Regions from separate parts of the Homo sapiens genome. Here region 1 is linked to region 2. A link is a contact called in ENCODE Hi-C or POLR2A ChIA-PET data. All regions are on one chromosome and are shown on one strand. The core of a region is the stretch at or near the end of the contact, and the rest is flanking DNA. Distances in the headings are between cores, read along the strand shown.

The links. Hi-C counts contacts between places; a loop is a spot of excess contacts on that map. ChIA-PET counts read pairs that join two places held with the same protein, here RNA polymerase II (POLR2A). Pooled maps may share reads with other maps.
Region 1: a loop to region 2 is called in a pooled map, with 6 times the contacts of the local background. The contact joins two enhancer-like sites. A Hi-C loop is called at or near these places in 1 of 168 maps with a recorded cell type or tissue (GM12878), 14 of 37 single-sample maps with no recorded cell type and 10 of 50 pooled maps. POLR2A ChIA-PET finds 5 or more read pairs at or near these places in 1 of 52 experiments (AG04450).

The regions. Positions count from the first base shown.
Region 1 is chr10:31,098,998-31,106,204 of GRCh38, forward strand. LOC105376481 (a long non-coding RNA gene) reads left to right here. Exons shown (of 3, transcript XR_001747410.3): 2 at 6,942-7,128. Among named protein-coding and RNA genes, the nearest start is that of ZNF438, 71 kb to the left of the region's middle. RefSeq lists enhancers at 2,340-2,399, 5,995-6,114. Within about 2 kb of position 2,239, at least 3 of the 41 ENCODE cell types and tissues checked have a DNase peak (open chromatin) inside an H3K27ac peak, as active enhancers do.
Region 2 is chr10:30,779,348-30,786,824 of GRCh38, forward strand. No RefSeq gene overlaps it. Among named protein-coding and RNA genes, the nearest start is that of LINC02644, 60 kb to the left of the region's middle. RefSeq lists an enhancer at 3,799-4,299 and a silencer at 5,786-6,095. Within about 2 kb of position 5,809, at least 32 of the 41 ENCODE cell types and tissues checked have a DNase peak (open chromatin) inside an H3K27ac peak, as active enhancers do.

The sequences.
Region 1 (7,207 bases), core at 989-3,488, 320 kb after region 2:
ATGCACATTCAGCACATGTATCCCAGAACTTAAAGTAAAATAAAAAAAAGAAAATATTTCCATTTTCTGAACATAGTTTTCCAAAGTAGAAATGCAATCAATACAAAGTAATACTCCCATTTGCCTTTCAATTTACAATTCACAAACCACTTCCAGGGACATAACTCTACTTATTCCTCACCGCTGTCCCATAACAGAGGCTGAACTCCATTTCACCAGTGACGAAATTGGGACAGGACGTGGGGAGGCCACTCAGACCGCCTGGAGTCTCAGTTCATAAGTGGGAACGCCCGGACAGACAGACAGCTGCGTCTCCTGACTCCCGGGCCAGTGCTGTTTAGTCTATCTAGCTGAGGATTTTAAAACATTTACTTCCGCTTAACTCACTTTGTCCCCTATTATGGTCCGTGTGTGTGTCAGTCAGTCTTTATCTCTGGACCTGAATCAAAGCTACCCCTTCTCCCACCTCCTCCTGTTTCAGAGGGGAAAAAATTAAAGCCTAAATATTGAACACATGTGCTTCTCATCTGGGCAGCTTAGCAGGATGGGGGAAATCCTCATTGTTGTTGGTCCTGCCTCCCGATGTCTCAGTGTGCCCTTACACCTGGTGCCCCACTACTACCACAGTCTGAGCCCACCGCACTCAAAGTCAACCTTCCATGGCGTGCCTTCACTCCCATCTTCTTAGCTTCTCAGTGTCTCAGTGGCTCGCTTTACTGGCCTGTGAAAAATCAACTTGGGTTTCCATTTAGGATAGATTAGAAGGTGTGCAGGGAGAGACTAGTAGACACCTTTGCGTAAAGACCTGACATCTTCCGCCGTCTCTCCGACTGCACTGCTGTGGGCAGCCGTGACTCATGGTGAGGTCATGCATTCCCAGGCGAAGTTTATAGGTAACCAGGAGGCTGAGCGATTTGCAGGTGCTCTCCATGCTGATCATTCTAACTCTAACTCACCTCCACGTTGCACTGGCATCTTTTGAAGTAGAACTTCATGGGGTGAACAGGAAGACTACAACATTTTTATTATAGTTGGCTTCCTTTGCTGAATTAGCGTTTATACTTTCCCAGTAGAAATCCCCAAATTGAAAATATAGAGGTGTCAGCTAGCACCACTTTAGTTAAGGTTGTGTCAACATTTCCTATAAACCTTGTTTTTCTAGGGTTTATAACTAGACCATAAAAATTTGCTCAGCTCTGAAACTTGGCACAGTAAGTAAACCTGGGAGTGAATTTTGCAGAAATTGAGGAGGGAAAAATAAGTTCAGCTGTTTTTAACATGTGCCTCTGCTAAAATGGAAATGATTTTAAGATTCATTTTCTTTTTGTGTGACTCAAATGGAGATTCAGCTTAAAAAAATAGTGAACTCAAGCAATTATTTCATTGATACATGCTAATTGCACTTGTTAATTTTTAGAGAAAATGTTAATGATTGACATATTTGACTCAAAGCCATTGACTGTGCATCCACAGGTACCAGTTTTTGCAAAGCAGTTAGTTAGCTGTGCATAACAATGTGATTTGGCAAATAATCTGCCCACATTTTAGTGCCGTAAACTAATGCTTTGAAGGAATCCTTCTGATAAAAGGTTAACAGGCTGCTTCAAAATACTAAGTCACTCAGGATCACAACCCTCTGTTCATCTTGGTCTAATCTGCAGCTCACATTTAACAGACGATTCCCAAAAGCAGCTCCTGTGATGTTTGTATGAAAGAAATGCCCAATCTCTCTGACCGTCTACCTTTTCTGGAGGATGTGGTAGGTGCTGCACAGCCCAGCAGCTCACCTATTCCTTTTGTACCACTGGCAAGATATTGGGATGTTGGGTGCAATTAGTCAACATGGATGCTTGTAACGCCCTGGCCGGCGTTTGCCAGTCTCGGGCCATGAACTCCGGGATGATGGCAGGCACCAGTGACAGGAGCATTATGGAAGAGAAGAAAAAAGTGCTGGACTTGAATGGATTTTGCCAACAACCTTGGGCGAGTCAGTCCACCTATCTGGGGACAATGATACTCTGCTAACCTAATAGGGTTATTGAGAGAATCAACTGAAGTCATTATGCATATCAAAGCACTTTCTAAACTGTAAGGTGCCATCCAAATGAAAGGTGGTGGTACCTGGCTCAGCATCGGCTTTTCTTTGTAGACACCTACTGAGTGTTGTTAGTAAGGTCATGGTAGCAACGTGTACCCCTTCAGCTGACTCAAGGGGAAAGGCCCTGGGCTTCCCAGCACTTCAAGCCACAACCGTGTGACTCAACCCAGCTTTGTTTTTTCTAACTGCAGTTTCCTGCTTCCACTTCTCTGCTTACCTCTTGCTGGTCACTGACCACTTTTGGAATGAAGAATGTGCTGGACTCTTGGTGGCTCATTTCCCATGGACATGAACACAGCCCCAGAGGCCACCTTGGTTGTTTGATGTCACCGTTCTGCCCCTGCTCCCAGCTGTCCCCATCCTGCAACACATCAGGTCCTTTTGCTAGTTGCAGGGTTTCAGTTTTGGGTGCCTTTAGGTTTTCTCTGAGATTGTTTCCCGCTACACCCCAGGGCTTCTTTCCTTGTTTCCTTATGTTGCACATCTTGGGCATAAGTGAGCTGGATTTATTATGAGAAATTTTCTGGCAGGAATCTCTCTCTCTTTTTTTTTGACAGTCTTGCTCTGTCACCCAGGCTGGAGTGCAGTAGCACAATCTCAGCCATTGCAGCCTCCTCCTCCCAGGTTCAAGCGATTCTCCTGCCTTAGCCTCAGCCTCCCAAGTAGCTGGGATTACAGGCATGTGCCACCACGCCCGGCCAATTTTTGTATTTTTAGTAGAGATGGGGTTTCACCATGTTGGCCAGGCTGGTCTCAAACTCCTAACTTCAGGTGATCCGCCCACCTCGGCCTTTCAAAGTGTTGGGATTACAGGCGTGAGCCACTGTGCCTGGCCAGCAGGAATATCTCTGAAAAGCCATCAGTGCCGTCAGTCCTGAGCAGGCGTAGCTTCGTGGGCATGTGACCTATGCAGTCACACATGCCCTGGGCTCGGGAGGGCCCTGCACTTGGTTTAATGCCCTGCTTTTGTCATCTTAAAATTCGCAATCACTTTTAGACAAGGAGCGCCATATTTTCATTTTGCACTGGGCCCTACAGATTATGTAACTGGTTTGGCACCCTGTGCCCTGACTCTTCCTAGAGAGCCCCGAAGACCTTAACCTGGGGTATCCTAGGGTTCCTTGCTGAGTGCTAGGCCCATCTTGAGCAGGATGGGCAAGACTTGAGGTCACCTATCGTGGGCAGTGCAGGGGTTCAGCATGAGCCTTGCTACCCCCGAACCCTGGCTTATGTTTTCCCGCCAGTCCTGAAGCCCTCACTCCACCCCAACCCACCCCATCCCTGCAGCCTATAGGAGTGGCGTTCTGCCTCCGATTTGCTGAAACAACTCTCTGCTGGCTTAGCTGGAGCCAGACTCCCTGTCTACCATTTCCAGCCCCTCTCCCAGAAGCCCAGACACTGATGTGGGCATTTGTAGTTCCCATCAGGGTCTTGTTCCAACATGAATGGAACACTGGATATCTTGGAGCAGCCACAGTCTGGAACTGAGAACCGTCATTTCTGCATCCAGCCTGCTGGAACAAATACCTCCAAGTCAAACGTTTACTCAACCAGTGCTACCTGGCATGGGGGATGTTTCTGTAAGCAAGACAAAGATGTTTCTGTCCCTGGGGAATTCACATTCTAGTGGAAGAAGACAGACAATGAATATAATAAATGAGTAAATTTGGAAGTTAAAAAATGAATGACACTGTGAAAAAATAGGCAACAGGGTGATGGAGACCAGGAGGGCTGGGGGGCATTTTGCCTTAAGAAGAGGAAATATGGCCAGGCGTCATTGTGCTTACCTGTAATCCCAGCACTTTGGGAGGCCGTGCTCAGAAGTTCAAGACCAGCCTCGACAACATAGCAAGACCCCATCTCTACAAAAATTAAAAAAGTACCCAGGGGTGGTGGTGCATGTCTGTAGTCTCAGCTACACGGGAGGCTGAGGCGGGAGAATGGCTTGAGCCCAGGAGTGTGAGGCTGCAGTGAGCTATGATTGCACCACTGCACTCCAGCCTGGGTGATACAGCAAGACCCTGTCTCTTAAAAAAATAAATAAAAATAGAATACAGGGGGAAATATGATCCAAGATGTGAAGGAGTTGAGGACAAGAGACCTGTGTGTTTCCAGGGAAAAAGCATTCTTGACAGAGTGCAGCTAGTGCAGGGCCCTCATGGGAACGAGGCTGGCTGTGGAGGAGCAGGCAGGAGGCAGTAGTAGCAGCAGATGCAAGGAGGCAGCTGGAGATGGGGCCCCAGACACAGGCCGGGGGAAGGTGAAGCCTGCAGGGCCTGAGAGGGACTTGGGCTTTCATGGAGTGAGCCAGGAGCCATCAGATCTATCAGTTTGGAGAAAAGGAGTGACACCATCTGTTTAAAAGGATTCCTGTGGCTGACGTGTGCCCTGGAGAAGCACAAGGGTGGAAGCAGAACCATCAGAAAGCTGCTCAATAACCCGGAGAAAAAGGCTCATTCTTGTGGGGTTACGCCGGAGTTTCTGCTCTGCTTTGAAAGCAGTTATCCAGGCTGTTGACTGCCCCCTTGTCACACTTAGGCGGCCTCTGAGCTGGGTCTCCTCTGGCTCCCGGCCCTATCTCACCTCTTCCTACTTCTTTCTCCCAGCCTCACGGTGTGGATACCTCTGCAGCATTTGCAGCAAAGTCCACCCAAGCAAGAGCACAATGCTAAGGCCAGGCAGGGTGTCTCCTTGACTAGAGATTTTTTTTTGTAAATAAAAACTTAGGCCAGGCCGTGTGAAGGGCTCGTACCTATAATCCCAGCACTTTGGGAGGCCAAGGTGGGAAGACTGCTTGAGGCCAGGAGTTCAATGCCAGCCTGGGGAACATAGGGAGACCCCATTTCTACAAAAAATAAAGTAAAATAAAATTAGCTATACATGGTGGCACATACCTGTAGTCCTAGCTACTTGGGAGGCCAAGGAAGGAGGATAGCTTGAGTCTGGGAGTTAGGGGCTGCAGTGAGCCATGATTGCACCACTGCACTACTCTAGCCTGGGTGACAGAGTGAGACCTTGTCTTTAAAAGAAAAAAGAAAAAAAATCAACACTGTAGAAAGGTTTAGAAAAAAAAGAAAAAGAAAAAAATTAGGCCAGATTTCCACCTGTGGATTGTTTACATCCACAGCTGGGGGAGGGTTCCATGCCTTATGCCTCCTTAAGGCCCCTCCAGGCCTGTAATGCTTTCTCCAGCCCCTCACTCTCCGCTGCGGTATGTGGACTATTTGGCTCCCCGATAAGCACGAGTTCAAATGAGTCCCCGTGGACGTTAACCCAAGTCAGTAAAACACCTTTGCAGGCAGTAAAAGACGTATCCCTCTGAGGTCAGAAAGCTCTCTTGGCAAGAAAGCCAAATGAATGGTTTCTTAAAGGGCAAGAAGAACTCTGCTCTCGATGCCATGCCCCAGCCCACTAGGCACACCTGGCCCACAGGTAGGTTGCAGGTAAGCAGAAAGGCCAGTGTTGTAAAGAAGGCCTGCCTGTCTTCCTTTTGTTCACCTCCAACATCACCTTTTTTTCCTTCCAATATGTCATTGCACTTGTTAATGGAAATGAAACATTTCACACCAACCCAGATTGGGTCTGGGATCAAGTAAGAAACATTGTGGAAGTAGCCAGTCTCAGTGGCTCACGCCTGTAATTCCACTGCTTTGTGAGGCTGAGGCTGGAAGATCACTTGAGGCCAGGAGTTGGAGACACACTGGGTAATATAGTGAGATCCCATTTCTAAAAATGCTGTTTTTTTTTTAATTAGCTGGGCATGGTAGCATGCACCTGTAGTCTGAGCTACTTAAGAGGCTTAAGTGGGAGGATTGCTTGAGCCTTGGAGTTTGAGGTTACAGCGAGCTATGAGTGTACCTCTGCACTCAAGCCTGGGTGACAGAGCGAGACACTGTTTCAAAAAAAAAAAAAAGACATTGTGAAAGTGCTCTGTAAATATGAAAGCACTCTCCAAAGTTAAGATAGTATCATTATCTGGGAAGACAGTCTCCAGCATTCTCCTTTAGTGTTTAGAAATACTGTGTTGAAGGCCGGGATATTCCTGCTAGCCAGGCACAGTGGCTCACGCCTGTAATCCCAGCACTTTGGGAGGCCGAGGCAGGCGGATCACGAGGTCAGGAGTTCGAGACCAGTGTGGCCAACATGCTGAAATCTGTCTCTACTAAAAATACAAAAAAAAAATTAGGTGGCATGGTGTCACGCACCTGTAATCCCAGCTACTCAGGAGGCTGAGGCTGGAGAATCACTTGAACCCGGGAGGTGGAGGTTGCAGTGAGCCAAGATCGCGCCACTACAATCCAGCCTGGGCGACAGAGCAAGACTCCATCTCAAATAAAAAAAAAAAAAAGAAAGAAACAAAAAAGAAAATCCTCTGTGCGTTGAAAAGTATCACTGCCAAGCAGTGTCTGTCACCTGCTTCCAGGGTTGATCCATCTGTAAATGCAACCACAACCTGAAACTCACCAGTGCTTTTCCTCTGGAAATTACAAAATGCAAATGTAGGTTCCATAGAGATATTTAGGGAGCTATCTTCTGATCTCATGGTTTTATTTGTTTGTTTAGAATAACAAGAAAGCCACATTGCTGGATCATCCTGCCCTTCTAGGTCTTTCAGTAATCTTAAATGAGAAACCCTGTCACAGGTCACTGCAGTGATTTGCAATCATGAATAGGAGCTAATGAATTCCATAGATTAGCAGCAAGTGGGAGAAGGGAGGAAAAACCCCTCTAGTTAAAACCTGAATCAACAATGTTACAAAATGCCTGCTATGTGAGGTTTGAGGGGGTTTGGTTGCATTATAATGGCTGGCCCACTAATTAGTGTATTTAAAACATTTTATAGGAGCAGTTGATTTCTCACCGCCCACCCCCGACCCCACCACTATTGATCATGAGGTGCTTTGAGGGGTCCGGGTTTGGAGGACTGAAACACCGTGGGATCTTGGAACAGCTCTTCCTTGTTGGTGATCCCTTATTAAGAAGCCCTCCAGCCTGACAATGCTGAAGCCCTGGAGGTTGGAGCCACTCAGGTAGGTACCAGCCACCTTGCTGTAAAAACCCTAGCGCTATAAGGTGGCCACGTCTTATGAACAGATTAGGAGGCCTGCA
Region 2 (7,477 bases), core at 4,559-7,058:
GGGAGAAGTTTGGCTTGTTTGAGGATCTGGGGTTGGAGCACTTCCCCACTGCAGGGCGGGGAAGGTGAGGGCACTAAGGTAGGTAGGAGTTCTGTGAGCCAGGTTATATTGCCCCAAGGGCAAGGGGAACCCAATGGTGAATGTGGGAGCCATGGGGGCACTGCTCAGCTCCCACTTCAAGAGAGGACCTGCTGGGACCAGAGCAGGCAGTGGACAGCCTCCAAGTGCAGTGCCACCAAGATCCTCCTGCAGTGTTCGACCTGCGGCCATACTCCGCCCAAAGACCAATCTCTACGGGGGTGCATGAGCCCGGACTCCGTTGGGAAGCTCCTTGCTGGTCTGGCTGGGCTTTCTCAGAGCTGCAGTGTGGCCTGAAGCTCTTCCTACCCTCTCTTCTTTCCTTCAGCTCTCTCTTCTCCGGGGGTCAGACCCACATGCTGGTCTGAAGGCTCTCCCTGCCTCCTTGTGCTTCCTCTCTTCTGCATACTCTGCAGGTCTCCCCTGGTAAACTCCTTTCCTTTCCAACTGCATCCTGCCTTCTGCTTCCCAGAGAGCCTGGCCTGACAGAGTGGGGTTTTAATCAGCACGCTCTGATTATAGGGCTTCGAGTGGAGCAAATCCATCAGCAGCTGCTCAGGAACTGGAGAGAGTAAGGTGGCTTGAACCACGGCTGTGGTAGAGCAAGGGGAAGATGGTGAGTTGGGGGATGCAGCATGCTTTTTGGATGTAGAGTTGACAAGGCTTGCTGATGAGATCTGATGTGGGGGTTGGCAAAAGAGAGAAGGAAAAAATGGCCTCCAGTTTTTGGCTGAACATCAGGATAGATGGCAGGGGTATTTCCAGAGGTGGGATGACTCCATAAGGGATGAACTGGGGCCAGATCCTCAAGTCTTGGCCATGTTTGAGGGGCCTGTTAGACACTTGGAAAAGGTCTAATTGTCCTCTGGACGCAGGGGGCAAGCTGTTCTTCCCATGAAACTGTCTTCGACGCAGCAGTCAGGGTTAACAACCGCTACCATTTAGTGGGCACGTGGCACATACCAGGCGTGGTGCTAAGCACACCTATTGCCAGGATCCCAGACTCAGACCGGGCAACTGTGCCATGCTAACAGCTCTGTGGTGGAGCTACAGATGCTTAACCTGTCCTACAACAGGGCATCTGTCTTTCCAGCTATTTTATATCCAGTTGGGTCTCCTACTCTAAACTCTTTTCTAGCAGGTGGGGCATGGTAGTGTGCATCAGTAATCCCAGAAACTCAGGAGGCTGAAGTGGGAGGATCTCTTGAAGCCAGGAGCTGGAGACCAGCCCAGGCAACACAGTGAGACCCCCATCTCTAAAAAAACTTTTTTTGAAATTAGCCAGGTGTGGGGTCCTGGGGTTTCTGGGGTCCCTGCTTCTAGCCCCTCTGGCGGGTGAGCCCCGCGGGGAGGGTCCCAACGTGGCAAGGAGACCTACAAAGGGAGGCCGAGGCACCGGTGCAAGCACAAACCACACAGCAAAATTAGCCAGGTGTGGGGTCCCAGGGTTTCTGGGGTCCCAGCTACTTGGGAGGCTGAGGTGGGGAAGGCTGCTTGAGCCCAGACGTGGGAGGCTGCAGCAAGCTATGATGGCACCACTACACTCCATCCCGGGTGACAGACAGACTGAGACTTCATCTCTAAAAATAATAATAATAATAATAATAATAAGCTCCTTTCTACCAGAAACCATGTCTAGCCTATATCTGAACTCTCAAGTATGGACCATGGGGGCTTTGCCTACAGCACTGCTCAGGCAGCACGGGAATTCCCAGGAGCTTTTGGAGCTGCATCCAAACTCCAGGAAGGGCTGCCCTTTTCAGTGACCTGCCCTGGCATCCCAGTGCTGGGTGGGAGGGAGCCCTCAGCCCTCCTTCGGTGGGGTAGTGAGGTTTCTGAGCAGAAATCCCAACATCATCTTTCTCATGAGTCCCTCTTTCTGCCCTGTTTGAGAAGGACAGGTTGAAATGCCATCGCCCATCGCTGGGGGCCTCAGCCTTCACCTCTGCCCTCAGGAAAAATGCTCCTTCCCAGGAGGCTACTAACATGGACTATTTGCCTGGTAGAGCCAGGGACCCCGGGGTCCTGATGTTGGGGATCTGCAGGCCCTATCCCCTCCAATCTGCAGAATAAAATAAATCCACAGCCCTCTTCTTCTTCCCAGGCACTGAGGCATCTTCTGCAAAAATAACATTTTCTTCTCTTTCCAGAGCTATGGGTGCATGAACCAAAGGGAGGGCCAAGGCCCACTGGTCCCCATTGCCACTGGGAAGCTCGCCTGCAGGATCCGGAGTGCCTCGGCGCCATCCTCCCTGGAAGAAAGCTCCCTTGTTCCAGGCACACAAAGGATGTGCGCTGGGCAGGCGACAGGCCATGAATGCTAATGGCCCAGGCGCTTGCAGGCTCCAGCTCTGCCTGGCGGGAAAGCCAGCCTGGTGCCTCTGCCACTCTTCACGCTGAGCCAGCCCTGGCCTGGGGCTGCAATGCACATGGCAGCTCCCTTTCCTGGGGACCCCATTTCTTTGCAGTGCGGTGGCCCTGTCCCAGGCCAGAGGCGTGGAGCCCTCCCGTGCCTATCACGTGGGAGCGCCTGGGAACCCAGGCAAGCATCTGTTGCAGACTGCACAAACGTCTAAACATCCGTGCAAACTTGGACCAACAGGTCCTGCTGAAATGTGCTAACCATCTGCTTTTCCTTAGCTGTTTTTGAGCAAATTATGTTTATTATGTTAATTTATTTTACTGTCAACAACACAGAATGACACAGTTGCTGCTAAATATCATTATATATCTCAGCCTGGCATATCACCAGCAGGGCTTTTTTTATTTTGTATTAATTTTTTTGTATATACAACAAGAATAAATACATATTGAAATGTCGATCTATTTAAAATGGTGTCCGGGATGGTAAAGTCATCTGTACAGAAGGCCCTGGTTGCTCACCCTTCCAGCAAAGGCTTTTGCTAGGAGAGGCAGCACAGCGGCCATCTGGGTGGGGGCCTAGGCCTGCAGCCCGCCCAGGTCCCTCCAGACAGTTCCATGTTTGGCCAGGAACATGGGGCTTCTCAGAAGTTTGTGGGGTTAGGAAAGAGAGAGAGCGAGAGAGACAGAGACAGAGAGAGAGAGAGAGAGGCTCCCAGGCGCCTGTTTTCTTCCCCAAACGTCCTCCTCCCTTAAAAAATCCTCCCATTTTCCAGATGGCCAAGCCAGGGGGACCCAGAGGAGCCAGGCAGAGAGAGGGTGTGCCCTAGTGACTCACTGGGAACCACCCTGAAACCCAAACAGCTGGCCAGGGGTTGCAGCTTATAATAATTACGTTTTTGATCATTTCCCCCCTGCAGAGACCAATAAACTCCACATTTCCAGAGAAAGAGAGAGGAGAAAAAATAAGGGCTGCTGAGCAGGAGGGAGGGAAGCCTGACAAGGAGAAGATCGTTCTGGAAATGTACCAAATCATTGCGCGGGGCATGAAGGTACTGCTCTCCACAACTTCCTTAATGCTCAGCTAGTGGCCAAGCTAAGGAAGCTCAAAGTAGCACCATGCAGACTCAAATAGTTCATCAATTAGGTAATAAGCAACAGAAGGTAAGTGCAGTTTCCTGGGAGGAAACCAGGGCCTCAGACAGACACCAGAGCCCCTGCAGAAATGAACAGAGTTTCTTTCATTCCGCTCACAGGCCCGACTGAGATTTCATCTGCACACCCCAATTGGGGGGCAGCAGGAGAGGCCAGGGTGGGCTGCCCTGTGTCGTGGAGGGGAGGTTTGCCTGCGGACCCCTCAGAAGCTGAGAAAAATCCCCAGGTGGCGTTTTCACAGCACCAATGACCTGCATGGTCAAAAGATGTGGTAGCCAGGTGGCTGCTGGCTGTCCCTGCAAATATTTGGTTTCAGAGAATGAGTCGGATTACACAGTTTCATATTTGGAGGCTGAGAGAGCTGCGGCCGTAAGCCTCCATCCTGGCTTGTCTGCAGCAGCCAGTAGACAGCCCATAAAAACACGGGGCTTATGTTCACACAGATGGCTGTTGGTTTTATCGACTTGGGGAGAGGAGCAGAAGATGGTCACGGTGCAGCTGCCTGAGACTCTGTCAAATGGGTCTCAACTGCTGGGGACACAGTGACCATCGAGGGCCACCTGGGTCCTAGAGGCCCCATGAGGTCTGGACATTCTCAGAAGGCTCCCTCCACACCCCTGAAATGTGTACAGGACTCTGTCACTACCCACCTCCCAGAGCCACCACCCTACCTCCTCCCAGTCCCACCAAATGAATGACTAGGGCCCGGGCTTGAAGGATGGCCACAGCGCTGGTTCCTGTCCCTCTGGGTCTCAGGCTGGGCCTCCTTCCTTTCTCTAGGAGCCCACTCAATCCTTGGGAAACAATAATACACTGTTTCACCCTAAAATCGGTGCCTAAATTTTATCTCTTCAAGGGTATCTTCTGTTTAATTGGGAGCTAAGCCTTGAATCAAAGAAACGGATCCGTCATTGCAGAATGTCTTACTTAGTAGATGGCATGAAGGGAGAGCGTCTGGTGCCCTGTGTGTTAACCTCATTGCAGGGAGGAGAAGAAAGTGGGCAGAGACCATCCCAGCCCCACTAAATCCACGCTACCGCCCGGGAGGATCCCAGAAAAGGCAGGGGAAGGGGCTTGGAGAGGGAGGCTGGCCACACGGTGGTGCTATTGCCCACGGCGGTCTAGTTGGCCTCCGAACTGGGGGTGGAGGGTGGGAAGTGGTTAGAACCATCCCCAGCAAAGAGAGAAGAGAGTGCTGACTTCAACTCAGTGGCAACCAGGGGGCATAGATGAAAAAAACAAATTGCAAATTCTTCCACCTCGGCCTCAATCTCTGTGATAAAACCCTGCGGTTCTCTGATGATTTCTGGGGTGATGGGGTGGGGCTGGGTTAAGAAGAGACTTATACTGTGATTCCTGGGTTGGGGGACGGCGCTACGACTCTAAGGTTTTAAGCAGTGATCCCAGCAGGTTAACTGGGGCAGTAAGTGCTGTCTTTCTCGGGGAGGGAGGGAGTTCAGCTCCAAAGGCGGCCTGGTTCGCAGGCTCCTTTCCCTAAGATCCTTTAGAAATCGTTCCCATCCCAGAAAGGAAGCTGGGGCGCAGCTGTGAGCGCCCCCCTCTCCCCCCGCCTGCCCCCACCCCCTCTGAGCTCCCCGCTTTGCTCTGAAAAAAACCAAAAGCATCTCTCGATGCTGGGGTTTCTTCACATAAAGTGATTACCACGTGTCAGAAATAAACTGCAGTCCCCTTTGGAGAACAGTGAGGTTGGATCAAAAAGGAGAACTATTTCAAAACATGCTGCCAGCTCGTCTTTTCAAAAATTTTTCTTTTTTTTTTTTTTTTTTGGATGTGGGGAGGAGGATTTCAAAAACAAAAAAAAGTAAGTCAGTATCTTCTCACAACTGCAGCTGATTTCCTGTGTAAACGAAAACCATGTGATATTCCATAAATGCTTCCAGCTCTAAATTACAGGAAATGAAAACCATCATGGAAAAGGAAAGCTTTCAGAATAAATCCCCACTTCGGATCCCGCCGCGGCGAAGCTGCGCTGGGCCGCCCGCACACACCTGCGGGTCCCCGAGCTCGCCCGGGCGCCCCCGCCACCGTCCCCAGAGCGCGCAGGGAGCGGGGCGCGCGATCACACCCTCCGCGCTGCGCCCGACCACTCGGGCTTTCAATTAGGAGCCAAGCTGAGAAAAGTAGGCTTTTCTTTATGCACGCCTCGCCGAGGTCAGGTTACGACCTCTCAACCGTCTTCAATCGGCGGTGGCATCCATATTCATGAAGGCTAATTAACTCTGAAAGGCTCGGCGGGGCTGGCCCTCCCCGGGCCGCCCAGCGCCGCCCCCCGCGGTGCAGGGGTGGGTGAGTGGGGGCCCCGAGCCCAGTACCCTCTCCTCCCTCCCCCGACAACCCGCCAGGCATCTTCCCAGGGCCGCCCGGCCTCCGCAGCTGCTCCTGGGCCGGACTCCCGAGCACGCACTTGTGCGCGGGGACACGGGGTCCCAGGGCGCGGGGACCAGTCAGGCGAGGAGAATTAGCTGCGTCATTTGTCGCCATCCTAGCAACTCGAGCTTACTTCTCCCGATAGCTCCCTCCTGGCCGCTGCTCCCAGGGGCCGAATGTGGGAAAGGGATGCTAATTCCAAGTGAGAGTTCATGCTTGGGGTTTCAGGCAGCCTTGCAGATGGGCGGCCCTGGGACCTAGGTTATAGCCCCAAGCCAATGGACTGTGGGGGCGCGCGGGGAAGTCACTCCACCTCTCTGGGCTCTTTGCGTTTGCTCTGAGATGACAAGAGGCTGTTAGGCTGGAGAAACTCCTTTCCACTTAGTGAAACGTCCCAAGAGGTCTCTCCTGCGGCCTTATTTCCCCAGCTCTGCATGAGAATTTTTAGGTTTCCCAGTTCTGCAGGAGCCAGCAGGTTCTGAGGTTCCCAAGGGGTGGCAACTTGTAGGGTAACCTTTTCTACTTCTTCCTGTATCCATCAAGGTCCTTACATTTTAGATTTTACAAACGGACTTGAACTAGTTTAAGCAAACTAGAAAATTCTGTTTTGTGGATAGAGACTTTGCTCATGGACCCATGGGCCTGAGATACCTCCAGGCTCAGAAAGTTCTTCCTCCTTCTTTCACCTTTTCTTCTATATTCCTGCTGCTTTGTTTTTATTGGCCGACTGACTGCCTCAAGGCCTGTTTCTCAGTCCACATAGGACAGAAGATGGTCCTGCCACTGTTTATCAGTTTACATCTGCTCTATTCAACAGGGGAGTCCAGCCTGAAACTGCATCTCCAGAATTCAGGCACAAAATTCAGTTTACATCTGCTCTATTCAACAGGGGAGCCCAGCCTGAAACTGCATCTCCAGAATTCAGGCACAAAATATGGGGCTGGCCCAGCTTAGATCACATGCCCAGCTCTGGTCCAGCCAATTGAGAGCAGAGGGCCAGCCACATGGTACTCACTGCCACCATGGGACTGCCCTGTGGGTAGGGGATGAATCAGGGGTGAGCTGGCCAGAAATGGCTAAGAGCATCTTCTGCATGAACTCAAGCCTGATTTCAAGTGGGTGCAAGGTAATTTCTTTCAGAGACAGATAGCTCTCTGGGCTCCTGACCCAGAGTTGGCTTCACCTTTTTTATTTCTTTTGTTTCTTTTCAGAGATGGGCTCTCACTCTGTCGCCCAGGCTGGAGTGCAGTAGTGCAATCCACAGCCTCAAACTCCTGGGCTCAAGGGATCCTGCAGCCTCAGCCTGCAGAGTAGCTGGGACTACAGATGCGTGCCACCACATTCAGCTATTTTTTATTTTCATTTTTTGTGGAGATGAGGTCTTACATTGTTGCCAGGCTGGAGTGCAGTAATGTGATCAGAGCTCACTGCAGCCTCAAACTTCTGAGCTCAAGTGATTCTCCAGCCTCAGCCTCCTGAGTAGCTGGGGCTACAG